5 separate regions of the Mus musculus genome follow, and regions 2, 3, 4 and 5 are each linked to region 1. The links are chromatin loops, found by intact Hi-C in ENCODE. Cell type or tissue: heart. All regions are shown on one strand. Each heading gives the region's core, and the rest is flanking DNA. Links, peaks and the distances in the headings are about the cores only. Region 1 overlaps Klf6 (Kruppel-like factor 6). Region 2 has its middle 15 kb from the start of Pitrm1. Region 3 has its middle 34 kb from the start of Gm35615. Region 4 has its middle 3.4 kb from the start of Gm35615. Region 5 has its middle 18 kb from the start of Gm40660.

The links. Hi-C counts contacts between places; a loop is a spot of excess contacts. Peaks named below come from ENCODE experiments on the same cell type or tissue, not always from the same donor. Only the 100,000 strongest peaks of a DNase experiment are listed, where the experiment ranks them.
Region 2: it touches region 1 in a loop (4-fold over the local background); 8 of 42 quality-filtered maps call a loop at or near these places.
Region 3: it touches region 1 in a loop (2.7-fold over the local background); 3 of 42 quality-filtered maps call a loop at or near these places.
Region 4: it touches region 1 in a loop (2.9-fold over the local background); 4 of 42 quality-filtered maps call a loop at or near these places.
Region 5: a loop joins it to region 1, with 3 times the contacts of the local background. A loop is called at or near these places in 8 of 42 quality-filtered maps.

The regions. Positions count from the first base shown.
Region 1 is chr13:5,867,671-5,874,084 of GRCm38, forward strand. It overlaps Klf6 (Kruppel-like factor 6), which reads left to right. Exons shown (of 4, transcript NM_011803.2): 4 at 1-2,723. Among named protein-coding and RNA genes, the nearest start is that of Klf6, 9.4 kb to the left of the region's middle. In heart, for the core only: no CTCF peak of the experiment used is centred there; DNase peaks (open chromatin) are centred at 2,391 and 2,841; H3K4me3 peaks cover 731 bases; H3K27ac peaks cover 1,458 bases.
Region 2 is chr13:6,530,220-6,536,633 of GRCm38, forward strand. No RefSeq gene overlaps it. Among named protein-coding and RNA genes, the nearest start is that of Pitrm1, 15 kb to the right of the region's middle. In heart, for the core only: a CTCF peak has its summit at 2,682 (motif pointing right); no DNase peak of the experiment used is centred there.
Region 3 is chr13:6,252,463-6,258,876 of GRCm38, forward strand. No RefSeq gene overlaps it. Among named protein-coding and RNA genes, the nearest start is that of Gm35615, 34 kb to the right of the region's middle. In heart, for the core only: no CTCF peak of the experiment used is centred there; a DNase peak (open chromatin) is centred at 3,049.
Region 4 is chr13:6,289,601-6,296,014 of GRCm38, forward strand. No RefSeq gene overlaps it. Among named protein-coding and RNA genes, the nearest start is that of Gm35615, 3.4 kb to the left of the region's middle. In heart, for the core only: a CTCF peak has its summit at 2,711 (motif pointing left); no DNase peak of the experiment used is centred there.
Region 5 is chr13:5,433,914-5,440,327 of GRCm38, forward strand. No RefSeq gene overlaps it. Among named protein-coding and RNA genes, the nearest start is that of Gm40660, 18 kb to the right of the region's middle. In heart, for the core only: no CTCF peak of the experiment used is centred there; no DNase peak of the experiment used is centred there.

The DNA of each region.
Region 1 (6,414 bases), core at 699-5,698:
AAAAAAAAAAGCAGTTTGAATGTTTTGTGTGTGAGGAGTATACCAAGGGATGAGTTGACCACCAATCATTTCCTGAAGGGTGTCTGCACCTTAGAAAAAAATAAACAAAAACAACAACAAAAAAATAAATAAAAGTTAAAATAATAAAAAAAAAGATGGAAAAACATGGAGGGTGGGAGCGGGAACTCAGGACCCATTGTGGTGAGTGTTAAGGGCAGGGGGAGCCCCTGTGCCCCTTTCCTGTGTGAAAGGACTTTCTGGTGTCTGGTGCAGCTATAGAATGTGCAGTGTGTCAAGTAGCTTGTTTTACTGGCTACATGGAGCTCATTTGTAACCCATTGTATAAGCTGTATTTACAAATCGCAGTGGTCATTTTCCCTTATAATACAAAAAAACAAGTCGTGCATGGTCTGGGGGAGCTATAAACGTTTAACATTTTTAAATTGCGTCTCCAATCTTGATTCCAATTAATAAGCAGCTATAAGATCTAATTTGTGTAGAATAATGATTCCTTAAGCCATTTAGGCCTGGCAAGACACGTTCTCCCCCCTCCCCCCCCCAGATCCTTCTATTTTGTAACACTCCCATGCAAAATGATCTTGTGCAATGTAGGGTTGTATTTTCGACGACTCGGAATTTGAATTTACTTTTTTTTTGAGAATCTTAAGGTACCCTTTGGAGAAATTGGACACTTGTCAAATGTCTAAATGCTAGGGGCCTGGAAATTACCCGTCTAATATCACATTAGGCTAAGAACACAAACTTTTTTTCTCAGAGTGGATCAAACCACTAAGCTTAGAAACCGTTTTTTCTCACGCAGCTACGTCTCTTATTTATGCCTTGAGGACTATTTCTGGTTTTCTAGCTGTTAATGCACTGTTGACCTTCATAATGGTGCCTTATGCAACTGGCCCTTCTGTGGGGTCAAATACAGGGGAATGGGTGACGCATGCTTAATTAAGGCTCTTTTTTCACCTGGCATTGTACTGTATCAATGTATAATATGGACAAAACAAACAAAGAACAACAACGACAACAAAAAGAACACCTCTTTAAGATCCTCCACAGTGATGAACGAACGGGTGAAAAGTCCTTTGACATGTCAACATGTGTTCATTTCCAACAACTTGACTGTCAGTGTTAAAATGGGGAAAAAAATAGACATGGCAATTGAAAACTAATTCTGCTACCATGAGACTCTTTTAAGAGACCTTGCACAACTGTACAGATCTCACATACCCACACACACCCACACACACATACACACACACACACACCGGCTGTATTTATTATGTAACATTGTCACACATATTAAAGATACAGAAGTATTAAACAAACAAGAAAAACCAATGTCAATATCTTGCTCAAAAGGCACAAGTTTTGAGTACCTGTCTAGCTATCTGTTGGTAATACTGAAAGTATACTGCTTTTTGTTTTGTTTTTGTTTTTTTTGAAAAAGTGGATGAAATTTTTTGTGTATGTATATTTGTGTGTATAGTATGTGTATGTATGTGTGTATATATATATTATATATAGATAATATATAAATATTTTTTTAAGAAGAAACTAGAATGTTTAGCTAGAAAATTCTACAGCCTGTGAAGAAGTATTTCAAAATGGCCATAAAGGAGGTTAAAAGAAATTGAAAACTATAACCTAACTTTTATAGAGGCTTTATCTTTAATTTAATAGTTTGCTGGAGACATTGTTGGCGTTGAGTCTTTTCCAGGCTGCTGATTCTGCTAGTCACGATTGGCAAGCCTGGAATAGGGGACCTTCGGCCATTTAGAAGGGGCATGAACAAAATACTGGCCAACCAGCTGGACTCAGACACACAAAGGTTTTAATTTTCCTTTCAGCCTTACTAGAAGATCTAACCTAAGAGTAAGCTGACCACAGGGATTGTTTTTTAGAATACTTTTTATGCAGATGAAACTATTTTTTCCAGCATGTAGATTCTTCCAGCTTTTTCAAGGAGTACTTTCCCGGAATTTGGCATACCACAGCGTAGACAGCTGATATTTCTGATATTTCATCCAGCTGCTTGGCTTTTTGGGTGTGGATCTTTACATATATGAGAATGAGTCTGGCTGGGCTGGTATTTCGTTTGATCTTCCTGGAAACGAGCAATGATTAAAGCTCCCTTAACTGCTTTTTGTTTTGTTTTGTTTTATTGTATCTGGCCTGATGAATACATTTCTCTACAGAACTGATTTCATTTTGCTCAAGGGGAAAATGCACTTTTGTTTGGCAATTCAAAATCCTAGCACTTGATTTGCTGGATTTTGGAAAACTCCTTTTTTGGCCCTGCTGTGTGCTTATCCATAGCAATTCCATTAAGTAAGAAGGTAAACAGAAGAGAGAGGAAACTTGTGCTGGCGCGTCTCACTTATGAAACACAGCGACGTTGCTGGACTGGCTGGGGCTGGGTGCCGTCCGTGTCGATGCTGTAACTTTAATACTAAGCAGTCCATTCTGGTCAGGTGACAACTGAGCCTCAATCAAGCAGGAACTTTTGCTTGAAATTAAAAAAAAAAATTTCTATTAGTGAAATTTCTTTATTTCTTTTTTTTTGAAGCACCCTGTTATCTAAAGAATCTTTGTAAGATTTTTGTAAAATTTTGTTTTACAAGATTTTATTTGAAATTGTTTTTTGCGAGATTGTTATATTTCTGTATGAATGTATTTTTTATTCGAATAACATAAAAAGAATTCTTATCAGCATCTGGAGCCTGATTGTTTTTCTGGGGTGCAGTGGGGGAAGGGGGTTGTTAACAAATTCCTGCTGTGTTACTCAGCCTGGCTTCCTCCCCGGGAAATCACCATTGTGTAATTCTGAGGGCCTTTTGCCTAGCTCAGTCCCTGCCTTCCCTGTCTTCCTACTTACCACAGCTGTCTCTGGAGGGAGGCTTTTGACATTGCCCCCCCCCCCCCCCCACACACACACACACTCCCCTCAAATGGACTGAATGTCTTCCAAAGCCTGAAAGAAACAGCCTTGGTTGGGAGGGGGGCACAATAGGAAGCCACTTGTTGCACTTTTTTTCTTCCTGTCACTCAAGCCCAGGAGATGATTACAGTGCAGAGAGGCCCCAGTACCGTGGCTTCTGAAATCCAGCAGATTTTGTTCTCTTAGCTGGTAGAGCTGGGCCAGTCTTTCTGGATGGAGCTGGCGTCACACCTGGATGAGTCCCATCTGGGAAGGTTAGAAGCCACCAGCAATCAGATGATAAAGGGAAGTCAGGCCAGAAAGCCGTCCCAATGGACTCTGCATCCACTGATTCCTATGCCCAGATCCCCCCCCCCCCCCCCCCCCCCCGTTAGTTCCGGAAAGCAGGGCAGAAAGTCAAGATTGCTTCTCCTCACGAGGTTTCGTGACTTAGGAAAAAAATGCATCGCATATAGCTCGATTTAAGAAAAAATCCGCAGCTTGTCTCAGAGCAGTGCCTTCAGTCGCTTGAGACACTCGCAGCCAGTTTTACTGTGCGGATCAATGTGAGAGAGATGCATCTTGGAATCTGTTTTCAGATTCCATAAGCCAGTCAGTAGTCACAGGGTAAAATAGGTGAGTTTCCGTGGGGCTTCTTCAATGCATTTTCCTTTGATCCCCCAAAAGGGTGGTCTTCATTTTAGGTGTGGTATAGTCATTTACTTCAGAGTAGGTCTTCTTTTTGCTAAATGTGCAGAGTTTATGAAATTTTTCTTCTTTTATATATTTTATAATTAGGGAGGAAACTTTAAAGATTAGCAGCTTTTTTTTTTTTTAATATCAGAAACTTGGATGTGTGGTAGGCTAGGTCATACAGAGTTGGTGACATTTTTTGCAGAATTCATGGGTGTGTGGCATTCCGAAGCACATGTCAGGATGACTAACAGTTGGATGACTTTGACTGTACAGTCTAAATAAAGTCTCGATAATGCATTCTCTCGGCTACTATTAAGACCGGACCGTGTTGTCATGCAAAGTCTGCTGAACAGCTAAGTTATGCTCAAATAAGGCTGTTAGGAGAACCGCAGTGCAAGGAATCAGCCACAGACTTGGGATATTTATAGACGTATAAAGCATTTTCAGTCTGCTTAACAAATTTTTTGAAACCTAGCTAAAAGGAAGGGAACACTTTTGCTCTAACAAGCTGTGTACTTTGGGGACAATTCGCTCAGCAACAATAGGCTCCCATTTACTCCTTGCTAAAATAGTCCGGGCTAGGTCACATGAATCTAGATTTTCTATAGCACTGCCATTCTGCGGTCTGTGAGTGTAGGGTGGACTTCAAATTACACGTTCACCATCCTCAGAGTTCTTGGCCCAGACCTAGGAAAGTTTTTCTTCTGCTACAGGAGAAAGTATTGTTGGAGAAAATTGCTCTGAAAATGGAAAACAGAATGTTCTCAAACTGCCCATTACTTCTTTAATTAAAGTTAAGTTGCTCGGGCATTTGATGCTTGACAACATATAATTTTATTTAAATTAAAAAAAAAAAAAAACCAGCCCTAACCTCCTTTGAAAAGTGCTATGGTACCTATAAAAGAACCCAAAATCTCCCCGGTTCCCCCAAGCCCCCAGTTCTATTTCTTATCTAATAGGGCCTTTGTACTGAGGGCAACGGAAGTGATTAAAGTCTCTTACTTTTATATTTTAATTGCCATAAAGAACACAACTTCCATATGCGACTCCTTTTTAATGTATGCAGTATATTACCAGGAGCTATTTCTTAATATTTGCTTATTATATTTATTTATTTGTATGTCTGTCGTGTGTGTGTGTGTGTGTGTGTGTGTGTGTGTGTGTGTGTGTATGTGTGTGTGTTGTTTAGAAAAGGTATCAGGTGGCCTCCTCTATCAGAATCACCCAATTTATTTGAGGCAGGGTCTCTCCTGAACCCAAGGTAGGTGTCTTCCTGGCTAGGTTGGAATCAGCATATCCTGTCTCCTCCCCCTTCAGAGCTGGGGTGGAGCTATTTGCCTGGATGCTGTGATCATGACTGCTCTTAATGCCTGAGCCCTCTATTCAGTCACTGTGCTATTTTGTTTTTTAATGACTTCCTTTGCCAGCTGGATTATTATTGATTATCATTTTGAAATGTGATGATGACAAAGATGATATTCCCCATCTTCTTATCAGATTTTGGGAAGTAAATTCATACATATACTCTCTATCCATTTATATACATGCATATATGTAATACTCTGTACAATAAATGATATGTCCATTCCCAAATGGGGAAAACTGAGACATCACGATAGTATGCCACTTGACTGAGGTGCTGCATTCTGAAAACACCAAACTTACCGTTCTGATCCAGAGCAGTTGATACCAAGGAACATTTTTTTTTTTTTTTTGCATCACCCCACCTTGTTCTCTGCCTCACTGGATCTCTCATGAGTCTTCTGTTCAGGTTCCAGCATTCACGGAAACGCGCTGCTAGTCTCTGAACTAGAGACAGGGTGTCTTCACCATTGAGAGTCACAAAAGCTTTAAACCTTGTAACCTTAAGCAAACAGAAGTCACCAATTCAAATTGCTTTCCATATATGAGACAGATGGCACGTATTTCCTTTTAATGCTCAAGAATAGAGATGCACCATCAGGGATGTGGCACCCTGTCTTCACTGGCAGCGATCACCTAATGCACAGAGAGGAGGTGCAGAGAGAAGAAACGAGACTCGTGCATCATGCAAACGAGGCAATCCAGCAAAGTGTATGTAACTAGATTTATTTTACGGCAGGGTCTTTTCTATTTCACTCTAACTAATTTTAATGAGGATTCTCCAAACATCTGTGAAGGAAAAGAGACAAAGAAGAGGAGAAAGCTGGGTCCCATGTGTCCTTTCAGGAGGCACTTTAGGCTGAACAGTCGCCGAGGCATTTTCACTGAAAGACAGATTGACTCATAACCCATACTGTTCATGGGAGACCCTGGCAAACTCCAGTTCAAACCCTAGATCCCTTATAGAATCCACACAAGGAAGCAAACTGTCATATAAACTCTGCAATTGTTCCTTAAATGGAGACCTCCAGAATCACATATTCCATATACAATTAACCTTTTAAAAAAGTCTCTGAAATCTACAAATAATAAGTGGAAACCCATTATGCTAAGGATTGATCCTCGGAGAGGGGTCCTTTGTCATGACAAAGCACATTCATAAGGACCTTGCAGGTTTCGGCTACACTGAGCTCTGTTCTGTGGATTTCCTAAGTTTCATATTGCTACACTTCTTTTCTGGTTGTGTAAGACTAAGTTCCAGTTGTGTAGGAGAGTTAATGCCTTTGACTGGTGTGATCACCTAACTCCTTCAAGCCAAGCACCTCAAATGTCATTTTTCTCTTTGTGTTGGTGAGAAAAGAAAACAGGATAGGTATGCCAACGAGATGCAGTGTAGCAGATCTCTTGCAGCCAGGAATCTGAGGAGT
Region 2 (6,414 bases), core at 433-5,432, 660 kb after region 1:
AAGCTGTGGCAGTCACTTCAAAAGGCCTTATACCCAGTGTGATGGATGAGGAAAGATGTCTCCTTCTGGGTTCCCTTTGGTTCCAACCCTAACAACAGTCTTGATTCTTGTGTTCCCAAAGGAGAAGAATTCATATGTGGGCACAAATAGACTGAGCTGAGCAAGCATCCAAAATTGAGTTCAAGAGATGAGAAAGCAAAGGTGGGGAGCCAGCATGTACTACAGAGTGTCCAAGCAGAGTGTGCATGGGACACATGGGCTTGTAAACTCTGTGTGAAGCTGGATGCGATTGCAGTGCTGTGCATCTGTAAGCCCAGCACTCTTAGAGCAAGATGGGGAGCAGGTAAAGGAGAATCACCCAGAAACTCACAGGCCAGCCAGTCTAAGTACACAGCAAAAACAAGAGAGACAGACCCTGACTCAAGGGAGTGGGGGTGGAGAAATGATTCAGGGTAATCTAGTTTCAAAGATACAATGGATGTGCAAATTTAACGAATGAGAGTCTTGGCATACTGCACGTTTGATAAAGCCAATTTACTGAATTGATTGTTAGTAGTTGGCTCCTGGATTGGTAGCCAGTGCAGTACCCAGGTAAGCTGTATCCATTTCTCAGTGCCAACTGAAATGATTAGTTCAATACGACAGTTGCCAGGAGCAATAGAAATGAGCATTGCAGACAGTGCACAACAGCTCACAGTGTGCTCACAGCTGGCAGTAGAGAGAATGAGGCATTGTCCAGTGGAACCAAAGCAACCCTGAGCAGCTGTTTATGGCATTACCCAGACAGAGGGGAAGAGAAGACTCTCAGGGAACCACCAGGAAATAGAATGGCATCCACAGTAACTTTCATTTGTTAATATGCCATCAATATTCTGTGATGAGCATTTTATAGGGATCTACTTCCTAGTCTTCAAAACAACCCTTGACTTAGGAACCCTTGGCACCATTCTGGTTTTGTAGAAATGAAACTGAGCCACAAGAGTAAAGGCACGTAATAAGAGCCATATAATCCCAGTGATGAAACGGAGCTCAAGCTGTGAACTGAAGTTCCTTCAAAGGCGCTGAATTTGAGCTTGTGGGTTATTTAATTCTCACTGATTAAGAGTGGGTGAGCTTAAGCAGAGATGAGGTGTTGGAAATCTAAAAATGCAAGTTGGATTGGGATATCCAGCCTAATTTGGAAGCAACTGTCATGGCCTCTCTCTCTCTTAATTTGCATGTCTAGGGTTGTAAGATATTTTATACATGTAGTCAGCCTCTATATAATTCTTGAGGCTAGCACTCATACAATAAATAATGGTGTGAAGGTTATAGGGATAACCAACTGTTTTGGGGTTAGATTTAAGGCCTGATCCATGTAAGGGAACTGAGGCTGGTACTCTAAGCCTGGTTAAAAGTCCATGATTTGAAAGGTCACAGGTCTTCAGGGAGAACCTACTGTAGATGTTTTGCTAAGTGACATGACATACCGCTCCTTTTAAATATTTGTGATTATACAAATGGATCAATGCTGCCCTCAACCTTAACCAAAGAACTTTCTCTCTGCTGTGGTGAGCAGCTAATGCAGAGACACATAGCTGGTCAAAGAGAATAGCAGTCTATTGAGTGCTCAGTCCCAAACTAAGATGTCTATAATACACACACACACACACACACACACACACAGAGAGAGAGAGAGAGAGAGAGAGAGAGAGAGAGAGAGAGATGATCACCTTCAGTCTCACAGAACATCTCAGAAGAAGGTGGAAATAATATTAGTTTAGAAATGAGAATGTATATAATATTGACAGTGTCTGTGTGGGTTTAGTAGAATGAGTAGTGTTTGAGTTACTCTTCAGTTGCAGTGATAAAACACCATGATTAAAACAACTCATGGAACAAAGAAGTCACGTTGACCTACAGCTTCAGAGGTATAAGAGTCTGCCACAGTGGGGAGGCATGGCAGCAAACTACAAGAGAAGGAAGCTGAGAGATCACATCTTCAACAGCACACAAGAAGCAGAAAGAAGTGGAGTGATGCTCTGTGCTCTCAAATCCCACTCACAGTGTTGTGCTTTCTCCAACAAAGCTACACCATATCCCACCGCCCAACAGCGCCACCAACTGAGGATCATGTATTCCAAAAATGAGGCCTATGGGAAACATTTCTCATTCTAACCACCATAGGTAGTCTTGTCCAAAGAAGATTGATTTTTTTACATTTATAAATAAAGAAATACAGTTAGGTAAAACTGAGACAATAGTAATAATAGAATGATAAAATTCAAATAAGTTGTTAAAGATTCCACTTTCCATTTTAGTAGGGATAAAAATTAAGAAATAAAAATTACCAAACTTCTTTCACTAGTAGGGACACTTTAAGCACCAAAATGTTAACCCCAATCAAACTAACTGTGTAATACCCAATTTTTATCTTAATCTTTATTGAAGTAATTCATTGTTACTGATTGATCAAAATTTTCCAATTCTGATTTTGTTGGAGAGTTCACAACTCTCCCAAATACCCAACATAACATTAAACTCATCCAGTTACATGTTTGAGCTGGATTACCAAGGACAAATGGGACAACCACCAGAAGGAATGTTGCCTTCCTGCCTCACCTACCTGAAGCTCAGCCTATTAAATTATTGGCATGGCCTGCTGGGTATCTTCAGCCTCCTGCAGTGAGCAGAGTAGCCAGCAGATGGAGGTATGCATACCTTGTCTGCCTTCAGTGCACTTGTTAATCAAAAAAGCTTAAACTGTATGAGCTGCCCAGTTAGAATATCTTCTCCCAAAGCAAACGGCAACTTGAAATATTTCTTCCTAAAAGATAATGATTAGAAAAGATAAAGTTAAGAAATTACAAGATTTGGAATTAGATTTATTAGAAAAATTAGAGCAATTTTGAATATCAAAGTTAACATTGAGAATCTCTGGATGCAGTATTCTAAGAGCGCAGTTACTAGAAGGAATTATGATTTCGTCATAAACTTTGGTAGGACAGAAGTGAAACCAGGATGATAAGGGAATAAATGCAAATGTTTATAAGTGAATTGAGTGTCCAACCCTCAACAAGACGTGTACACTAGCCCCTCTAAAGCATGGAGAGATAAAGGAATAAGGAGGGTGGGAAGAATGTAAGGACTGGAGGACAGGGAGAGGGCTTTGAAGTGCCATCTTCTAGGCGTGGCGTGGCCATTTCAGACATGATCTCACAGCAGTTGTGCTTGACTATGCTGGGTCTGTGTAAGAACAGACCCATCAACAGTCAGTCACCAATGGAGGCCTGCCCTAGGGGCTGGTTCCCCTCCATGCTGAACTATTGGTTAATGATAGATTCTGGAAAGAGAGAAGTTGATGAGGATGGAAGGAGAGAAGAGAGGGTACCAAGTCCAGCTTGTGAGAAACAGAATGACATGGTTTCCACCCTGGACCAGAGTCAGCAGGGCATGGACCTCCATGAGTGTTGATGGTTGCTGTGGGCATAAGATTTGCTTGTATAATAATGTACATATTTTTATGACCTTCCTTCGAGGAATGTCCTCTCTGCTAGTATCAATGACAATCAGAAACAGCATCCAGGAGGCAAGTGTGTGTCTAATGTCTCAGCCAAATGTTAGAGGTCTGTGACCTTCAGGACAGCCCTTAAAACTGTGTGAGAGAATGATGAAAACATGAGTCCAAAATATATAATTTCTCAACTATACAAAACATAAGGGTGCAATATGAGTTATATGAGGAGCTTCACAGACCTAAAAGAGCAGAGGCAGCTGCACTATGAGCTAGCTTGCCAGAAAGATACAAAGGAAAGAGATAAAAAGACTTAGGGAGTGGTGATCCCATGGCAAGATTCCACCCAGCTAAGTTTTTTTGTTTATGCTTACAAAGGCAGGCAGATTCCTGAGTTCTAAGGTCAGCTTGGGACAGAGGAAGTTTAGGTCCAGGCCCAGGCATTGAAGGAATAGTAATTCCAGGGCAGGGTCTCACCCGCCTATCTTATTGTTTGTGCTTGTACATGCTAACTCTTCTTAAGAATCTGGGGGCTGGGATAATGGGCTGTTGATTCATAGGATGATCTAAAGGGAACCTAGAGTAATTACTGATCTGATATGTAAGTAAAAGACTGTTTTTTTTTATCTGCAAAAGATGAGCTATCCAGAAGATTTTTAGAATTCAAAAAAAGCTGTCTTGAGCAGAAAGATGTCTAGAGATCTCCAGAGAAAGCTGACAAAAGAGAGAGATGAAAGGGGGGAGAGCAAGAAGGAGAGGGAGAAGGAATCTAGAAAGCTATCTCCAGCAGAACATAGGCCATCAGCTCTTAGCCCATGATTTGATTTTGAGTTGTTTGTTTCAAAGCTCCTTCTCTCATGAATCCCTCTCCAAGATGAGGCTGGTCCTTGGCAAGAGGGTCAAAGCTGGAGTAACAGAATCCATTATACATAAAGCCTAAGAACAAATTTAATATTCAAAGAACACATACGTATGTTTGGGCTAGAGCTGTAGCTCAGCTGGTAGAGTACCTACCTAACATGCAAGAATACCTGGGTTCAATCCCCAGTAATATTCAAGCTAGTGTGCTTCTTACCTATCATCCACGATCTGAGGAAGTAAAGGCAGGAGAATCATGAGGTCAAGGTCATATAGGCTACATAGGGAGTTTGAGGCCCACCAGGGGTACATGAACCCCTGTCTCCCAATAAAACAAAAATAAGTATGTTGAAGACGTTTAAAATAGAAATGCTAACAGAAGTATAATGTGAAGAAAATACATATTTGATCAAAATGTTGTTTTGACATATCTTTATACACATTTATACAGAATAATGTGGAAAGGGGCCACCCTGATGGCTCTGCAGGTCAAAGCCCTCGCCTCCAAGTCTGATAGCCTGAGTTTTAAAGCCTAGAATGTGGAATGCATATGACCCTGCAAACTATCCTGTGACCTCCTCATGCATGTGCTATAAAAAGTAAATGGAATATTGAAAAACATAAAGAAAAATGTGGAAGTATCAACATATTGGCCAGTGATTGTCTCTGGATCCTCACCAAAAACATTCTGGAAATAGGTCTCTACTGGTGTGGCCTGAAAGATTTGTTGGTTTACTTAACTAACGATTGTAACTAAGGGAATAACATGCAGCCCTGGATAAATGACAAGACTAGATAGAGAGTGTGGAGGGAGAGGGAAAAAAAACCGAGATGGTACAGAGTGAACAGTGAGGGGCCCTAATGAATGTCACCAGGCAAAGCTGAGCCATGTCCACTCCAGACTTCTCATCCAGGGCTTTCCTGCCAGAAACTTGAGCACTGTGCATTTATTTACATAATGCACAAGACCAAGTAGTGCCACACGGCAGAAGCTCATTGTTTAAAAACTCCCTTTCACTCTCCACTTATTTACAGTGACATTTGCTTTGCTTCGCTTATGGCTCTTAAAATGCCAACCCAGCTGTATGAAGTGGTTGTAAGTTTGAATCCCTGTCATGAAAGCAATTTTAGTAAAAATAAATAAGCCTTGTAAAGGATGTATTTACTCAAAAGCAGAATCTTTGCCAAGGAAACCGTGAGAAGGAAAGGATGGCCATCTAGTGGCTACAGTGTTTCCTATCAATGTGAAAACTTGAAGGATTTGGAAACAGATTGACTTAAGGGAGATTATTCTATCAGCAAGAAGAAATAAAGTGATTTAAAATTAAGCTTGGCGTGATAGCCATGTCTGGAATCCCAGCAGTCAGGAGGATTGAGTCAAGGGGATGAGTTGTGGTTATCTATGGCTACATCTTGAATTTGCTGCTAGCTTAGACTGCATGAAACTGTGTCTCCCTACCTGCTCCCCTCCTAAAAATATATGTTGATGTTGTTGTTGTTGTTTTTAAAATAAAAATCATAAAAGATGAATCTGGAAAATCCATCAAGGAAATGATTATATAAAAATCTCCTCTCACCCCCGTCATTAATGTGTTACATTAAACCTGGCTCCTGTCTGGGCTTCGTGAGAGTTTTTTTTTTTTCCCTGTGGGGGGTGTTAGTCAAATTTCTGTTGCTGTCTTTCACAAATTGAAAAAATACAAGTATTTAATTCACACTGATATAACTATTAAGTTTAATATCCAGCCATGTGACCATAGCTTAGCTATGTAATATTAATTGGAGAAGCAGAGTACCCAAAGGTCTTAATTACAGTTTCATTCCTGTGAAGAGACACTATGACCAAGGCAACTTTTATAAAGGATAACATTTAACTGGGGCTGGCTTACAGGTTCAGAGGTTTGGTCCATTATCATCATGGTGGGAAGCATGGAAGGTTCCAGGCAGACATGGTACTGGAGAAGGAGCTGAGAGTTTTACATCCTGATGCAGAGGCAGCCAGGAAGATACTCTCCTGTAGGCAGCTAGGTGCCTTCCATACTGGACGGGGCTCCAGCATTAGG
Region 3 (6,414 bases), core at 1,003-6,002, 390 kb after region 1:
GATTCCTTTAGAGTCACAAGCTGAGTATAGGAATACCCACTGAAATTTTTAACTTCTTGTGTTGCAGAACAAAGAACTGGACCAGGAGCACACAGACAGTGACTAAAACAATTTATTAAGAATGAAGAAATCAGCCCCAAAGAAAGGGGAGGGCTAGAGAACTGGGTCTGGTCCAATGCTCAAATCCTGGGTCTTTCCTTTCCAACAGAAACACATACCAGGATTTTCTATGTCAGTAAGTAGAACTTACTTTTCATGACATGTGTACATTGCTTTCTTTGGGATTGCATCCCTTGTCTCTTATACAGAGCCCTGATGGGACAAGTTTCTGCAAAGTGGTTCCTTTCGCACATTAACCTTGATACTTTTCTTCTATCTATGCTTTACACTCTTGCTTCAACCAGGAGAAACTGTAAGGTTCTGGAAAGAAAGAACTAAAATTACTTTCAGCAAGAAACTTCCTAATAGGAGTCCCAGAACTAAATGATATTTAAACATGACTAGATATTCTAAGAACTAGAGCCACTGTTAACTCTTTCTCTTTTTGAAAAAGAAAAAATACGACTCTTAGCACCAAGAAGTAGAAATGTAGGTTCAGTGGAACATCAGCATAAAACAAGCAAACAACAACAACAAAAACAAAGAAAAAAAAGTTATACGTAGGTTTCCATGGAAGCTCTTATTCTGGTGGTTTGGGTTGTTAAGAATGATACATAAACTGCTTCATTCTTGAGTCTTCATGGACCATTATGGTTTCAATGTAAATGTTTCTCACAAGCACATGTGTGTGAACAATTGCTCTACAGCTAGGAGCAGTGCTGTCATGAGAAATTGGGAAGCTGTGGAATCTATTTTCTGATTACAGGAAATAGATTACCTGGGAAGGGAGGCTCAGGCCTTGAGAATAACAGCTAAACCCCTTTCTATTAAAAATATTTATATTTATGAGTCATGTGATATACAAGCACATGGTTTTAGCTCTCTCTTTCTACCATGTAGCAGTCAACCATGATATTTTCCCCACCATGATACCACCTCAAAAAATTAGCACAAATCAGTATCACCTTCCTTCAGCTGCTTATCTTCCAATATTTCCTATTTATTGAATGGTTGTTCAAATACATGTATAAATCCTGACTCTTTTGTTCATCTCATTATTGCCAGTTAATCTCCAGGCCTCTAAACCTTTGAAGTTCACATATTGAAGGAAAGGTTTTCTTTGAACAGAAGTTGTGTGCCTTGGGCTGTTAATCTGAATTATGTTTACACCAATATGCCTTTTGATACGTTAATTGGGGGATACTCATGTGTAGGAGGTTTAGGAATAACACTTCTCTGTAAGGAGAGTGAAGGAACTAGAAATCTATAAGAAGCATTTCATCTTGGGCTAGGGACTTGGCTCAGACTCGAAAAGCTCTTACTGTGTAAGCCTTGTGGCCTGAATTCAATCTCTGGAACCCATAGAAAAAATGGAAGCACAGAATCAACTTCACAAAGATGTCCTTTAACCTTCAAATACACACCAGGGCATGGGCACTACATACTAACACTGTACACACAATGTTAATAAGAAGCAATTCATCTCATCTCCTTAATAACTTGCAAAAGAGATATTGACCACATTGTCTTGTTAATGAGGGAGAAAGTGGAGAGAAAGCAGATTCAAGCTATTGACAATAAGGAGTAGACCTAGATTCCCATCCAGAGAAGAAGGTAACTGAGGTAGAGAGTTTGATGTACAGGAAGGCATGAGAAAGAGATTGATGTTGAGGCTAATAGGCAGAGGAAACAAAATTGCTGTGGTGTCCATGAGACAGGTGAGCTGTCCAGTGCAAATGGCAGACTCCAAGCTAGATGAAATAAGTAGGATTACAACTTCATTTTTTAGAGCCTGTGAAACTTCTAGAAGGTCACCAAACCCAAGAAAAGTGTTGCTTTCCTTCTCTTCATGATTTGAATGCAAACTGCCTCCAATGGGTGCATGTGATTGGTCCTCAGTGGGTGATGCTCCTTGACAGACTGTGGATCCTCTGGGTGCTGTTCCTATCTGGTAAGCACAAGACATTAAAGGTGATACTTTGATTCTTGCTTCACCATGTTTGAAGTACTCTGCTCTCCATTCCCACATCCATTGAACTAGTTTTCCATGCCTTCCTGCCAATGATGAACTTCCTCTCTGAAACCATGAGCCAAAATAAATCTTTTTGACCCTTAAGTTGCTTTTGTATAGTTTTGTAGTCAGAGGAATGAGAAAAATAACCAATGTATTTATTTGTAGAAATTGGATAAAGTTAGGAGCCTGAGTTTGTATTTAGACTGAGGTACAATGACACGTGTAATGTTCTAAGTATAATGTGACTCCCTAACACATTCCTGTCTTCTCAGTGAGCTCTCAGCAGGCCTGTCACACAGAGTCCACAATCAGCAACAAGCAGGATGCACTCCATCAGTGAGACTGTGGAGGTATTTACAAATCTGACAGCCAAAGAACAAACACCAAGAGGTCATAGACATTCCTCAAGATGGATCTTCCAGCTCTTTTAGTTCAGGCCTACGAGTTCTCAGGATTTGAGGATACAAGAGGCATGATGTCTGCTTTCCCCCAAGGGGTTGATTTTTCTATAAAGAGAAAACTATGAGGTTAGCACGCAATGTGTCGGCTTACTCATCTGCCAAGGGAGGCAAATTCTAGTGGGAGTTTTGCCCATAGGATTTCAATACACAATTTATGGGTAATGTCTTGTGAAAATAAATGAGTTACAGTTTATACACACATACACACACTACACACACAAACAAAAACCCCAATAACAACAACAACATAATGGTTTTAACAGGCCTCTTATCACCTGAAATGGTTCAAATTATCTATAGACAGAAGTATAAGGAGAGGTGAAATTGACATCTGATGACTGCGAATAAAACAACCATTTGTATGGTTCCTTTTAGATCTGTATGAGTTCATCCATCTGGCAATTCTGCCTTGGGAATGAGCCAGCTGGGTGAAAGGAAGAGGACTTAACTTCCTTGTCCTGCACCTCGGGATATCCCCACAATGTGACCTTGATCCTTTTCTCTACATGACTCAGCCATATGGGTTGAAATGCACTGCGTATAATTGTCTTTCCAGACCTTTCCCTTGCAGAGGCTCATACAAAGTCTTCAAGAAGGTTTGTCTTCAAACAGCGTTCAAGCACAGAGACACATCGCTACTACTATTGGCTACCCATGGTATTTCATCTAGCCATGGGAGCATTGAGAATAGTAGAAAGTAAGACCACAGGGATTTGACATTACTTTTTAATATAGAGTGTAGGATCCATCCCCTGATGGGAAATCTGAATACTCATCCAGTGACATCATCTGAGGAGTTGATTATATGTCACTTGAGAAATATCTCATGTCCTACCTATTTCCCAATATGTATAATTCCTCTAGTAGAATTACTCCTCTGCCTTGGACTACCTCCATAGCACTTAGGTTAAAGTCAATATAACCACACTACCATTGAGTCATGTCCTGCTTTCTATCCAACAAGATAAGAATAAGACTCCTGAAAGGCAGGAAATGAGGTAAGCAAGTATGTGTTAACCTTCACATTAGTTAACTGTTCTCATCATGACCAATATATGTCAGAAACAACTTTTCATAAAAATCTGTATGTGTGTGGTGCATGCACATTTGGAGAAAAGAGGTTGACATTGGTTATCTTTCTCTATCACTCATTACCTTATTTGAGGGAGTGGTAACAAAGTCTCTCACTGACCCTTGATCTGGATGTTTGGCTAAGCTTACTGAACAGTGAACTCCTGGAGTCCACTTGTCTCTGACTCCTAATTAGGTTGGAAATATGTGCTGCTATGCCTGGCCTTTCCATGGGTGATAGAGATCTAAATTCCAAGTCCTTATGTTTATATAGCAACCAAGCACTTTACCCACTGAGTCATCACTCCAGCCTGACATAAACAACCTAAAGTAAGGGTTTATTTTTGCTCAGGATTTCAGAGGACTCAAGCACTTCATAACAATGTGGCATGTGGCAAACGCTTTTTTACATGAGGGCTGTCACAGTTTTAATTGCCTAGTAGACATAATTTAGAATCACTTGAGAAGAGAGGTTCAATTAGAAATCTTCTAAATCTGTTTTCCTGTGGGCATGTCTATGAGGGTCTTAATTATTAATTAATATAGAAAGACCTAGTCTACAGTGGGTGGCACCATGCTATAGCCAGGAGGTTCTGTCTGTGTAAGTGTAGCAAGGGTGCTGAGCATGAAGAATCATGTTTACACTGATACTTTCTCTGCTCTTGAATGTGGATGGGATGTGATTAGCTATTTTAAATTCCTGCCACCTTGCCTTCTTTTTTATGATGGATTGTAACCAGGAACTGTGAACTAAATAAACTCTTTTTCCCCTAAGTGATTTTTTTTTTGGCTAGGTTATTGGTATAGCAACAAAAAAATTTGAGCTAGAACAATACCTAACCAAATAGTGGAGGAAATGAGATGAGAATCAAGGGTGGTGAGTATCTCCATAGTAACCTATTTCCACAACTCAGGTACCAATCTATAAAAACTTCTAGCCTTCAGCATGGTGCTACAAACATTGGATTACATGTTAAAATCTTGACCTCATGGGGAGAACATTACAGAGAAAAACCATCATAATGTCTCAGATACAAGGCAGATACAGGACCATTAACTAAATCAGAAGCACTTGAGAAACTTTGTCTTTTCTGCATATCACAGCATAGTAACATTCAGATAGGTTTGGATGACTCATTTTAGTTTTATGTACCAAAGTCAGAGCTATACCCTGTCCACCGCTGGAGTAGTGAGTGAGGAAGGTTGTGCTATACCAGAAATGCATGTCTGCTTATGGACAGTTCTACAAAGATGCCTTTCAGCCTTCATGTACAGTGTAAGGAGACAAGCTAGGGCAAGGCAAACATTCACGATCACCCACTCAATGGACTTGCCTTTCCCTAGAGCATACAAGACATAGTAAAGGCTTCTGTAGAACTCTGCATGACAGAAACATTTCCCAAAACTCATCCTCCGCCTTTTTGCAGAAAACCACAAAAATGTCCCATGAGACCCACTGAATATGAAAGTATTGAATACGAGAGAGAGAGAGAGAGAGAGAGAGAGAGAGAGAGAGAGAGAGAGAGAGAGAGAGAGGGAGGGAGGGAGGGAGGGAGGGAGGGAGGGAGGGAGGAAGGAAGGAAGGAAGGAAGGAAGGAAGGAAGGAAGGAAGGAAGGAAGGAAGGAAGATTATATGGTCATGCATATGGAAACCAGAAATGTTGTCTACATTCTTTAATATGAGGCCTATCATTCACCTGAGGCTCACTAATTAGGCTACCCTGGCTAGCCCTCAGGATCCACCTATCTCTGCTACATTAGCAAAGGGATTGCAAAAGCATGCCTTCACCATGCCCATAATTTTCATTTAGGTTCTGGCAATCCTACTTGGATCTCTGTGCTTATAAGGCAGCTGCTTTACTGATTGACCCACCTCCAGCCCCCTGGCCCAGGCTCTAATCAAACTTGTTAATATGTTGTCTAAGGTCTTTTCAGAAGTATGAGGTTTTGACCTGATGCTTTGTCATAGTCATGGCAGTGGAGCCATTTGGACATTAGTCAGAGTATATCCACTAAGATTACACACCACACACACACACACAAAGAAATTTATATATAATTTTAGCACCAAGTGCAGGATCCTGAGAAGTTTATGGAAAATATCTAATGGAAAATAATTTGTCCCTAATGATCCTCATCTCTTCTGTATAATCCTTTGTTATTTATTACAGTATTGAGAGTTGTCACTTTTGAGATTAGGTTATGATTAGGTTTTGCCTCCTTTTGTCTCTCCCTGGCTTTCTTCTATGCCTTATCTATTAGAGGATCCACTGGGTGAGGACAATAGGGTTGTCTCAGCTAACAGTCTAGATTTTACTAATTTAGACTGGAGATAAGTCTACCAATCCTGGAGAAACAATCCTGGCTATATCCATGGAAGGGAGCTCAGAAGCAGAGGACATTGAAGTAGAACTTTCCAACGAGAACTCCACCCTAATTGTGAGCCTCTAAGGAGCCCTGGGCCAGCTTGGCTCCACAAAGAGTCATGTTCTACAAAATATGTCAGATGATAAATGTGTGTTGTTTCAAGCTGCCAATACTGAGACAACATATTGCACAGTGGGAGATAACCAGTAAGCCAACACACTGGTCTGTTTCATATTAGAAGCCACCCTAAGTATTTTTTTCTTCTGTTTTCTTCAACAAGATTGCCATCAGCCTTTCTCTGTGACTGTCTGATTCTATTTTTCAACATCAAGAAAATTTCTGTCAGGCCCTCTGAAGATTCTGATTACTTCAGTTCATATTGAATTTTTCATCTACAAGGCA
Region 4 (6,414 bases), core at 541-5,540, 420 kb after region 1:
CTGTGCTCTCAGTTATATTTTCCATTTAGTGTGGAACCCCTCTGACCAGCCTGGACCATGATCCATTATTGGGTCTTCCTATAAATTGTAGATTCAGCTTTACTTTAATAAACTGGGTAACCTCAGAATGGAAATGTCCCCCATCTGCTCAGGTATTTGAACAACTGTTCCCCAGTTGGTGACACTATTTTGGGGAGGCTTAGGAACTTGTCCTTGTTAAAGCAAACATGACACTGGATCAGACTTTAAGATTTTGTAGCCTCCCATGACGACCAATTCCTTCTCTCTGCATCCTGCTTGAGATTGAAGAAGAGAGCTCTCAGTTTCTTGACATGCCTGCCACCCAATGCTATGCCACCATACTGTAATATGGACTCATGTACTGTTAGACCTTTAAGTACAAATGAACTTGTTCTTCTGCAAGATGCACTGGTCATGGCATTTCATCACAGCAACAAAAAAAAAAAAAATTCACCAGTACATTTACTTAGCATTAATAATATCTTCTTTTCTCTACATTTCTCCAAAGTAAAGCATCATGCTGTGAATATGTGGTTAATGTAGATCTGCTCTGTCCTCCTTTTCATGATTAACTTAAATGAATACTGGGATTCTTAAATCAGTGAGACCCTCTCAGTTCATCTGTGTCCTGTGAGTTGTTAAATGGTGATTGGTTTGGTATAGACTCATTACAGGTCTGAGCCTTTTGATATGCCCAGTGCTTCATAGTTGTTCTAGTTTCTTGCTTGTTTCTGTGGTAAAATATTTAAGAAAAGCAGCTCAGGAGAAAAGGGGTGTGCCTGGCTCACAATTATACCTTAAAGTTCCTATAAGGAGATATGGCAGGAAAGTTACAGCAGTGGGGACTTGAGAGACCTTCCTGAATGCACACGCAAGAAAAACGAATTAACATGCACATACTTAGGGATTACCAAGCTTCTTTCTCAGCTGTCATACAGCCCAGGTCCTAGTCACAACTAATGACTTGCCACATCAATTAACTTTGTCATGACAATCCCAGACAAGCAGACTCGATATGACACATTTCCCTGTTGATTCTTTGGTTGAGTTGCCAATTAACACTAACTTTTACAGTGTTAAACACAAGACAAAACAAAACAAAAAACAAAAAAGTACCACCACCAACAACAACAACAAAAACCACCATGGTACTTTCTGTTGGTATTCAGGTAGAATGTTAGGCTACCTATGCTTCCCTTGAACTCTGACCTTCCTGCCTCTATCTCTAAGGATTAGATTTTCCCCTACTTCTGGCTTTGGTATTTATCATATTGCAATGAACCATCTTGGAAAAAATTTAAAATCTCTGACAAATCTGGAAGATAAGACTCAGATTTGCAAGATCTCCAGTTGATCCAGTAAAACCAAGCAGCAATGTAGAACCCTCAAGTGGGTATGAGGAGGTAAAAAAAAGCGAAAGTTTCGTTAAAAGAAGAGGAAGGGGGAGGATCAGAAGAAGATGACAACCCACAGGACTTGGAGAAAACAAGTGCAAATGAAAACCATTACTTCTCCAGCTATATCATAAACAGCAGACATCTGAGGGTACCTCATATTTGCTTAAATCCTGAATCATAATTTGTATGAGTAATGGGCAGGGGAATGGGTACTGTTGTCTACACAGTCACAGAGAAAGACTGTTTATGGCTTTGATCTTCTGAAATGCTGACCCTCTTTACATAGATTGAACTGAAAGACAAACAAACACAGACTGGCACATAGTTCAGTCTGTGGAAAAAAAAAATTACTTTGATCCCTGTGAAATAAAGCTGTCTACTGAGAAATTTGGTACATAATTCCCCATTATTACCAATGAAAGTTAAATGCTTATTTCTTTTCCTCTAATTGATAATGTTCCATAGGTAAGCTTCTGTCTCAGTTAGCTGTTCATCTGTGACCACATACTCTAAGAAAGCTAATTGAAATGAGAAAGATTTATTTGGGATCACAATTTCAGGGGATAGGATCCATGGTTTCTAAAATCCATTATTTCTAAGATTGTGATAAGGAAGAACCTAATGAGGAGAGAGTATGGTGGAGCACAAGTGATCACCTCTTCATGTGGTGGCCCAGAAATCAATGGGAATGAGAAGGCCTCTAGGTCAATGGGTACCCTTGCAGGACAAGCCCCTGGTAACCTACTTTCTCAGTTAACACTACGTCCCTCTACTGCCATGAAATCATGACTTCATGATAAGATTGATGCACTCATAAAATAGAGCCCTCTTGATCCCCTTCCAAGAGCTCCATTCTGAATACTGTTTATCTCTGAACACTACTGCATCATGGACCAAGGCATTATGAGTTTTGAGGGGAACAGTTTAGATCTAAACCATTAAAACTTTCAAAAAGCTTCATTCATCTGAAATAGCATCTACATCTAGAGAGAATAGAACCTATGGAGTTGGTTCCTTTTTTCCTCCTGATGTGGTTATTTTGAACAATGGCAATCATCTATTATAATGGATAATTTACCAACATAAGTTTTGCATGCCATGTCCATTATTTTGAAAATGCCTGAGATACTAAATTGGAATGCAAAGATGCCAATCCTATCTTAAAATAAACTTACAGGGACAGGAGATGTCTCAGCATATCCTGCTCTTTCAGAAGACTCAAGTTTGGTGCCCAGTGCCCACCAACAGTGGTGTTCAACTTTTTGTAACTCCAGCTCCAGGGTATCTGCTGCCCTCTTCTGGACTCCATGAGAATCGAAACTTACATATGCAAGTACACACTCACATGATAAACACTAAAATTTAGGTGAATTTTGAAAAAACTCACAAATCTGTAACGAATAGAAGTGCATATTTCTCTGTGATGAGAAAACCCAATGTTCACTGTGTTCAAATTTTGTAATAATTTTTCAACGTGAAACTTTTTGAAAGTAATTTGAAATAGTAAAGAAAAGAGACTAATTTAATTGGTCATCATAATAATTCATATTTTTCAAGCTATAAAGAAAAGCAATATTATGATCATGGAAGAACCCTTTATATTAAATTCTTCATTTTTCCCTATGAGCTAAGAAAAAATACAGCGTGCTTATGTCTTCTCAGTAGAGCAATGGGCAAGAAAAGGAAATACCAAAACATTGGAAACCCTAACATATATAGGAATCAAGAGTTCAGGGGAGAGCTCTGATTGAAGTGTACACTTGGAACAGCTTTATAAAAAACAATAGAAATAGAACCCTTGACTTTTCTAAGATAGGTTTCCATCAAAACTGTCTGGCTATGGCCCTGTGAACATCCCCAGTCTAGCTAGATCCATTTCAGCTCATCAAAGTTGCCACTGGAAGGTCAAAGTGTGTGCTTTGTTCAAAAAGTGTATGCTTATGTTCTTCAAGTAGCTCTTGCCCTTGGCAGCCTTTGGAATACTTTGTAGTTGGAAAGATAAAAGGGAAATTCTCAATTTGGTACCCAGTGCTTGGGTACAAGAGATATCCTTCACCCTAACTCTTTCACCTCTCATTTTTTTCTTTTCTTTGCTCCACTTTTCTCGCTTTCTTAAACAGATGACTACTCTATGAGCAATATATATCATGATGAGTATTTATTTAGCAATATGATACTATCTGGAGTCTTTCTATATTTAGTCCTCTGCAAATGCCTCAGATATATCTTGGCTGATGCCCTTTATCCTTGAAATTATACAGGGCCTGTGTAAAATGCATACATAACTTAGTGCTTCAGCTTCAGTATTCATACATATATCTTAGTTTTATCCTAGCTTAGATACAATGTCCATGATACTTCGACAACTGCTAATAATTCTGCTGCCTTCTCCACAGAACTGAGATCTGAAACGGTGACAGAATGAGCTGACTTATAAGTGAATTGACTGAGGAGACTAGGAAGCGACCCCAGCAAGTTTAACTCCATAGGTTAGAACATTGATAAGTGATGGAGGCCCATGTCACTCAAAGAAGAAAGTGGTTGGCTTAGAACTCAGAAGATTTTATTTGTTTATTGTTAAAATTTTAAGAATCAATAGAAGCAGCAGAATATCAACAGAAATGCTTTTTGGTAAAATCAGTAAATATTTTCTCATAAATGAGAGAATAATTGACCCAAACAGAATTATATCTTTTATAGATTGGAAAGATGATGGACATGACATTAATAGCCAATAAATTATAAGGAAGTAAATGGAAAAAGCTATAAATTCCTCACCCATGACTAGCATAAGATTCAGACTAAAAATGAATTAGAGAGTTTATTTCTAGGTCCTTTACACTATTCTGGTTTTTTACACCATTTTCTAAAAATAATATTGCTTTCTACTATGATTTGAGGACTAGTGTTATTATACCTACACCACTACAAATTGTGTTAAGGATTATTTTGACTATTTATGGTATTTCACATACATACATACATTTTAGAATTACGTTTTCTACTTTTGTGATGAATATTTTTAGTATTTTGTCAGCAATTATATTGAATTTGTAGAACACTTTTGATAATGTGGCTATTTTCACAATATTAGTTCTGCCAGTTTGACTAAGAGAAATCTTTCCATCTTAATGTGCTCTTACATTTACTTTACAAATGTTTTAGTGAGATTTTTGCGTTTATGAAGATCATGGAAATTGGCTTATAGTTTTCTTTTTTTGTAAGTATCCAGCACAGAAAATCTGGCCTTTTAGAATGTGTTTCTTTCTTTCTTTTCTATCTTATAGAATATGTTGAAAGCATTAATATTGGTGTTTCCTTAAAGATTTAATATAATTCAACAATGACAAGTTGACCTGAATTTATTTATGACTGGGAGACATTTACATCTCATTGTGGGTTACAGGCCTTTTCAGGCTGTTTATAACTACTGCATTTAATTTTGGTAAGTCATATATGACTGTGGGGCAATGGGCTATGCACAGATGGCCTGGTCTCCAGTCAAGCTGAGGTCTTGAATCCCAAGGTACCCAATGGGTGGTTAATTTTTACCTACATGGGACAGAAGGCGTTCCTTCATGTCTCCTGGACCCCTGGCTCCTGTCGAAGTTGCTGCCCCTACAGCCCCAACAAGAGAAGCATGTGGCTACTAGTCACATAGACAATGTCCCCAGCTTCTGGCCTTCTGGCTGAATCCTCCACACAGTTACCTAGCAACAGCAAGATAACACAGCCCACTATAAGAGGGGCTGCTTGGCTCCACCTCTCTCTCTTAAGCTTTTACTTTTCTTACTCTCTCATTAAGCTTTTACCTCTCTCTCTCTCTAAGCCTTCATCTTTCTTACTCTCTAGCTCTCTTTCTCTCTTTCCCTTCCCCTTTCCCTCCTCTTGGCCATGGCTGCTCTCTCTCTCTCTCTCTCTCTCTCTCTCTCTCTCTCTCTCTCTCTCTCTCTCTCTCTCTCTCTTTCCCCCTGCCTTTCTACAATAAAGCTCTAAAACCATAGACTGCCTCTGTTCATCAAGGCCGTGCTTGGACGACGAGATAGGCTCTCTTCTAATGAGCCTCTTCTAACCTCCTGATGGAAGGCCTGCCTGTGCTCCAGCCATGGACCAGACTAAAGACTCTTGCCTGCATGGGAGCCACCCAGTGCTCCCTCTTTCCCCCTGACCTCTCTTCTTGTATCTCAGGTGCCTAGTGCTGCCCTGGGGCCCCTATTCTGTTCTCAGCTCCTCTGCCATATCCAGCGTGGGATTCCAGAGACTGAGAACCTGATACGGGGGCTGCCCTTGTCCACACCCCCCACCCCCGCCATGTGGGGTCAGTGGCTTTACACAGCCCACCTGGGGCCGCATGGAAAGTGTCTGGCAGTCCACTCGCGTCTGCCTGCCAAAAGCACAGGAACTCTGGCTGGGTGTGGGTTCTCTCTCTCCCCACTCTTCCCCTACACCCACGCCCCACATATGACTATGAATTTACCCTTTTCTTTTTTACATATTTATTTTATTTTAGATATATGTGTTTTTCCTGTATGTATGTATGTATGTATGTATGTATGTATGCCATAAGTGTGCCTGGTGTACATGAAGGTCAGAAGAGGGCATCAGATCCCCTATAAGTGAAGTTAATGATAGTTGTAATCCCTAAAATGGGTGCTGGAAAAGAAATCCAGTTCCCTTGAAGAGCAACAAGTGTTTTAAATGGTTGAGTCATGTCTCTAGGTCATTTCGTTCTAATGTAAGTTTTCTAAGCCATCCTTAATCGTTCTCTGGATTTCACTGGAATCTATGGTAACCTGCATTTTTGCATCTCATGTTTTAGCCGACTCAGGTCTTCTCTCTTCTTTCTTCTTTCTTCTCTCTCCCACGCACCCCTCTCTCTCATTTTGACGTTTAGCAATCTTGCATTTTCCCGAGAATTAACTTTCTGTTTGATTTTATATACTGTTTTTTTAGTCTCCATTGCATTAATGTCTCTCCTGGTCATTATTTCTTGTTA
Region 5 (6,414 bases), core at 783-5,782, 430 kb before region 1:
GTGGCCACCACAGAAAGATCTTCAAAGTTTATTTGTGCAGCTTTCTATAGTTAGGAGTTCTGTGCTGTCACTATAAGAGAGGAAATTCTATTCTCTGTATGAATATAACAAAACAATGAAGTTCAGAGCCTATTTCAAAAGAAAATGTTGACAACAAAGCGATGTAGACAGGTCAGCATGCAGGATGCTTTGGACTCAGACTAGGCTCCTAAGAAAAATATTGAAAAAGCAATACACCATTAAAAAAGTCCTTTTGTTGGCTGAGATATTCAGATACTGGGAGCTAAAATTGTTTCAGGATTTTTTCTTTTCTCAGATTCTAATCAGAATTCACATGAGAAAAACTGAACAAAGAAATTCAATCCTGTTTTTTATCACAGTTCATACACTGAGCTTGAAAGCATGATTCCGCCCAGGCAATCTTAAAGTCACCTTTGTGGAACAAAGCTGGACATATTTTTACACTGGCTTGGGACCAACTAGGTAGCCACAGATGGAGCATTTCTTTATCTATGAGGAAGAAAATGAGCTTGCTAAACAGAGACTTTGGGTAGTAAAATGATGCCTGTTTTTCTGAAATGTTGGACAGAGAAATAAATAACTATTGAAAAGTCTAAATAAGTAACTCTTAATGGGACTTAGTCATTGTGGTATTGGCTTCACCAACATGTTAGCCACTTTACAAAATGTAAATGTACTGTTGCTTTTTTTGCCAGAGGATACCATTCAAGTATAATAAAACACATTGTTTAGGCTAGGGCCAAATGTTTCACTTGACTTATTTAAGAGATCAATATTAGTCTCACCTATTAATTGTGGTATAAGGTGTAACAATGATGGGAATAGCTTGCTCATGAAGTAGATACACTGAAAAACAAAGCAAGGGAAATCTGTGTGTCCCTAGTTTGTTCAGAGGATCACTCTAAGCCAAGCGAAAGATGAGCTAGGTTTACCTTGGTGTAGGAATATAGATGCATACAAAGAGAATCACTGTTCTCCATAAGAGGAAGCAAGGGGTCACTGTGGAAATCACACGGAATTTAGAGACAATTTAATTACATCTCACCTCCATAAATGCAATCATATTTGTCATCTCCAAGAGATGCTCTTAGTCACATGGAGTGGTATTGTACCTTTGTCACCTATGAGAAATGGTATCTACTAATGATTATCTATTTCTTTGAAAACAACATTTTTTTTCTGGATTGAGTCTATAACTTCACTCAGTCAATAAAAGGATCCACTCAGAAAACATAGAAAAGGAATGATTTTATTTGAAAAGCTCCTAGTTTCTAATACAGCTTTATATCTATGGCCACTTAACAAGCCTTGAATGAAAACTGTGACAATATCATCATGAGTTTATAACCATTCTGTTCCTCCCTAATTGTATGATGTCAGTAACAATCTATTGTCATCAGTGTGACAACCAGGGCAGCCATCTTAAATGTCAATCATTTGTCTGCAACATGGCAGTTGCTATTCATGCATATGGAGATGACATATACTAATTTGTTTCTTTAGGAACAAAGTTATTAAAAGGGATAATGAATAAATCCATCTTAATACTTAACTATCTGTGTGTAAGTGCACTACAATAGAAAGCTTGATCCTATCTTGGTCTCTTTTCTATTCGATTTATATAATAAAATATCTGAATTATTACGCTGGCTTTGAATTGTGATAGAAAAGAAGGTTGGATTGGTAGAACAGCCCATTCCAGTCTCAGAGGCAAATTATAAAAGACTCATATTGGAAAAAAAAATCTCAAGTGAAATTGTAGAAATTTTAGTCGCGAATCAAAAGCATACTTTTATCCACTATTACTTAAAACTCATCTTTGACTAAAATTATTTTAAGTCCAGCTTTAATATATTCTTATATCCAGAATATACAAAATTCAAGAGAAAAGCAGATGTACAATGGTTTGCTTAGATGTTTTGTGATTTGGAAATAAAACATCTCCCGCAGGCTTCTATGTTTGGTATTTGGTCCTGAGGTTGTAGATCTACTTTTGAGGTGTGGATTCTCTAGGGAGTGGTACCTAGTGACAGGACGTAGATTTCTAGAGAGCTTGGCCTTGGTTTATATCTCAGCTCCACTTCGTGTATTCCTGTGCTTCCTATGTATTAAACGTGAGCAAGCATCTACCCACAACCCTACCCCATGAGGGATTGTACCCCATAACCTATGAGGTAAATAGACTCCTCATCCCTCTACTTGCTGCTCATCCAGTTTTTGGCTCAAACTTGAGTAAACTTAATAATAGAGAGTGTTACTTGAAAATAAAATTAGTGATGTTACTTAGTACAAAACAGTCTTTTACAGTGGCTATATTCAGAGTATTAGAATCCGATGATGCAATCCCAGCAGAGCTGTGAAACTGTCTCTTCTCAGGGACTCCCATGATCTGGAATTGTTTTCAGAATAACAGGAAAGGGAAGAAAGTTGAATAGGGAGCCCATCTGCTTTTAATTCAGCATTCCCAAAAAAACCGTTGTGCATAACTCCCAAAACAGAAAGCTACATTAAATTGTTGCTAATTTTAGACAATAAGTGAGTAGAAACTCCAAAGGTGGAGCTTCCTCTCTTTCAAAACACTACTCTCCCCTGATTCCTTGACAGCCTGTAGCCATGGTACCTGCTAAGAGTTAGCTAAAAATAAAGACTTTTAAGTTGATCATTTCTTGTTGTCCATGAAATCTCTCCTGCTGAATGTCTTGGATAATTTTGTCCAATCTAGGAATAAAGTATTTTTCTTAGGCTTCACATTTCATGGGATTGTGTGTATGGATTTGCCCTTCCATTGGCTTTGCTACTTTATTTCAGGTTTGTGGGCTCACAGACTACCCACTCTGGGCTTCCCTTCTACCAGACCCATACTTTGCTGTAAGTTTGGGATAAGATTACCCATATACTTAGCATAAAACTAAGGTCAGCTTGGTTGCTAGTTCTCCACTTTTATTCTCTTGGGCATCTGGTCTTATGCAATTCTTGTTCAAAGAGTAAAGAAAAATGTATTTTATTTACTGCTGCTTATAAATTTTGCAGACTAGTCTAACCTTCTGTTCAGATATATTTTATTTTGAAAGATATAAATGATTTCAAAATACCTGTAAAATACTATGAAGATGAGGTTCTAAGCATAATGTGGAATTTATATCCACCCACAATAGTTTTATACAGCACAAAGTTGCTCATAAATACTAATTGATCTGTAGAATACAGGAAATACTCAAGACTTAAGAAGGCAAGTTAGACTGAATGTAAAATCAAAATCAGATAAAACAAATCAACAAAAACCAACAACCTCTGGCACAATAGAACTAATTTTCCTCAAGTTCTGGCACTAAGTTGCCAAAATAAAAGGATGTATATGATATGATAGGTCTGAGATTCAGCAATTAAGTGCAGAGTTAATTAAACTAAATACGTAAGCCACACCCCTGAGGAGCATAAGTGTGTGTGAAGCGTGCACAGCATCAGGGCGATGCCCTTCCTTCCACACTCCATATATTCAAATTAAATTAATGCAACTTGTGAATTTATGAGACACCCTCTACAACCATGAAGGACAAAGCACCAAGCCTTCCTAAAGCCCAACACCACTATCAGGTTTCATGTGTGTTGTCTGTTTATAATCCACTTAAAAATAAAATGCCTTGCCATCTCTTCTAAATTATTTTTAAATTCACATACCATATGGAGTTCCTCTGAATCAATACTGATGCCTCTTTTACCTCAGTTGTACAATGTAGGATACACTGTATGTTGAACACAATGGGAGCTATACATATAATTTGATTGACTCTAGTACAAATTATTTTCTATAAATAAGTACTGCCACCATGAACAGCAGCTTTTAGCCTGTGATTACTAAAACTGACACTATTTTTAAAGATTTATGGCATTTGTTTTATATTTGTATGAAGTATTTCTAAATATAACTTCTAAATGTTTGTTTCTTTTCTTCACAGACTTAACTATCATGGATACTTTTTCAAAAAATGGTTTTTTTCTAATCAGGAAAGCTGTAATCACATCCTAGGAACTCCAACGTTAGTTAACTCCAAACAAAAGCAAAACTAAAAGCCAAGACGTTGCATACCAACTTAAGAAAAATTTTATTTAGATTTCAAAACTCAGAAAACATAATATGATCCATTTATCTTTATTTACTTAATAGAAATTAAGTCATAGGTTTTAAAATAACTCATAACCTTTAGTGGATTTATGAGTTTTAAAGTGATTTTAATACTCTGTATGAAAATGTTCACTATATCAATAATAAATGAAAGTTAAGGAATTTTGTAGCAGGTGGTGTAGCAGTTAACATTAAATGGATTGATATTTCCACACAGATCCATTCCTAGTATGCTATGTGAGTGGAAAGGAATGGTAAGAACTCCTGTGGGGTTCTCTGATGTAAAATATTCTATTTTATACCATTAAATGTAAAGATGAGATTCAATAGTATTTTAAAATAGTGGATGTAGAGAGGATTTTTTTCCAAAAGAAAATGTGGTACTCACTATGGTACTTAAAAATGAAATCTTTATTTCCAGACAGATGGACTTCACTTTTTAAGGAAGCTGTTTTCACAGATGACAAGACACTAGGAAAACACGAAAACATGAAGTAATTTGCTGCAGGACTGGGGCAATTCTCCCAACCCCACATAAAGTAACATACATGCAGATACAAGCAGAGCCATAGAGCTAACATGTATTAAATTGAATTTTAAGGGATTAACTGTTCTTGGCAAACAATGCTGAAATGTGCTTCTTATGGTTTGACATTAGGCAACTGGATAAAAACTTTTCTTAGCACCATATAGTACGTTTGGTTCTGTTCTTCTCTTTTCAGGTTGACATTAAATGCTAGCTATTTGGCTCATGGAAGAGGATGTTCCAAATCAAAATCATCTATTTCCAGCAATGCTTAAAGCTATAGACATACACCATATCATCATATCACACACACACACACACACACACACACACACACACACACACACACACACACACCCGTTCTGCACCACTTAACATATATGGATTAGAATATGCATGAATTTGTGTGGACATGACCACAAACACATAAGCACATGCATTCATGCACTCACATGTATGTAAGCATAGTCAAAGAGAGACGGGTCTTTGTACACCCCTTCCTTCTAGAAAAAAAAAGTATCATTTTATTCCCATACCACACCATCAGCTTATTCTTTAAAGCAATTTCAACAGAAAATTCACAATGGATCTTCTTTAACTTTATACTTAATTTCATTTTACTATTTACTTTAATCTTCCAGGTTTTCGAAAACAAATGTATTAGGCACATTGCATTTCTCTGCTGGCCAGTTGTTTTTGGAATCTTTGATCTGTGCACCAAAGAACTGGTACAGCCAACCCTGTTTTCCCTCCCTTTGAGAGTAAATACTCTTTGGTCCCCCATCCCTTGTGTGGTCTTAAGGGCTTTTATAAACAGGCTGGGGAGAGAACAATGAAATGTACATGGTATCCCTGTTCTATGGGTGTTCTTTGAATGTGGAGTTAGAGTGGCCCTGCCTGTTGGCTACATATTGGCTTAATTTTCTTTCTACTTTAAAATTTTTGCTTCTGAATCACCAGCCAGCCTTTGTATCCTAAGACCCTGCCTTAGATGTTGCCTGTATTTTTCTTGAGACATATTTCCATCCAACTCACTGAACTAGAATATGGCTTGACATCTGTCTGACATCCCATTTACAGCATAGGACAAACTGAAACCAGCTACAAAGATTGATATATATTCCTTTCCACATCAGGACCTCTATCTTTTTGTCCTTTCCTCCATGAGCTGAATTAGAATACAAACTAATAGGAAGTTCTGTGCAACAATCATATCTGTCCTTTAAAGCTAGACCAATGGTTCTAGATCCCAGCAATATAGCATAACATGACGTCTGGTCTATAATCAATACAACTACAGGACAAGGACAAAGACACCTTGCCTTTGCAGTCTGCTTACACATGCCAATGTTTACCATTCAGAACTGGTTTCAATTCTTGTTCTTCTACTTCTGGTTAGAAAGTAGCTTTGGTAGTGATAAAAATCATTCTCACTGAAAATGGTCCATCTCTCCAGAGCACAGTGACAGTGATATAATAATATAAAAAAAGTTTTAACAATATTCAAAATAAAAATCTCTCTAAAATGTGAAGATCCCAAAGGATAGGGAAAAAATGAGATGGCATGTTTATAAAAAGGCAATATGTGAAAACAGATAACTTCTTCTAAACTTATTCTAAGCATTAATGTACACAGTGTTGTCCTGGACTATTGCAAATATGGTCTAAGATGGAAAGAGAAGGAAAAGATGGAGCTAAGAAAGAGTGAATCCTCTCTTTTTTATTTTATTTCTAACTAAATAAA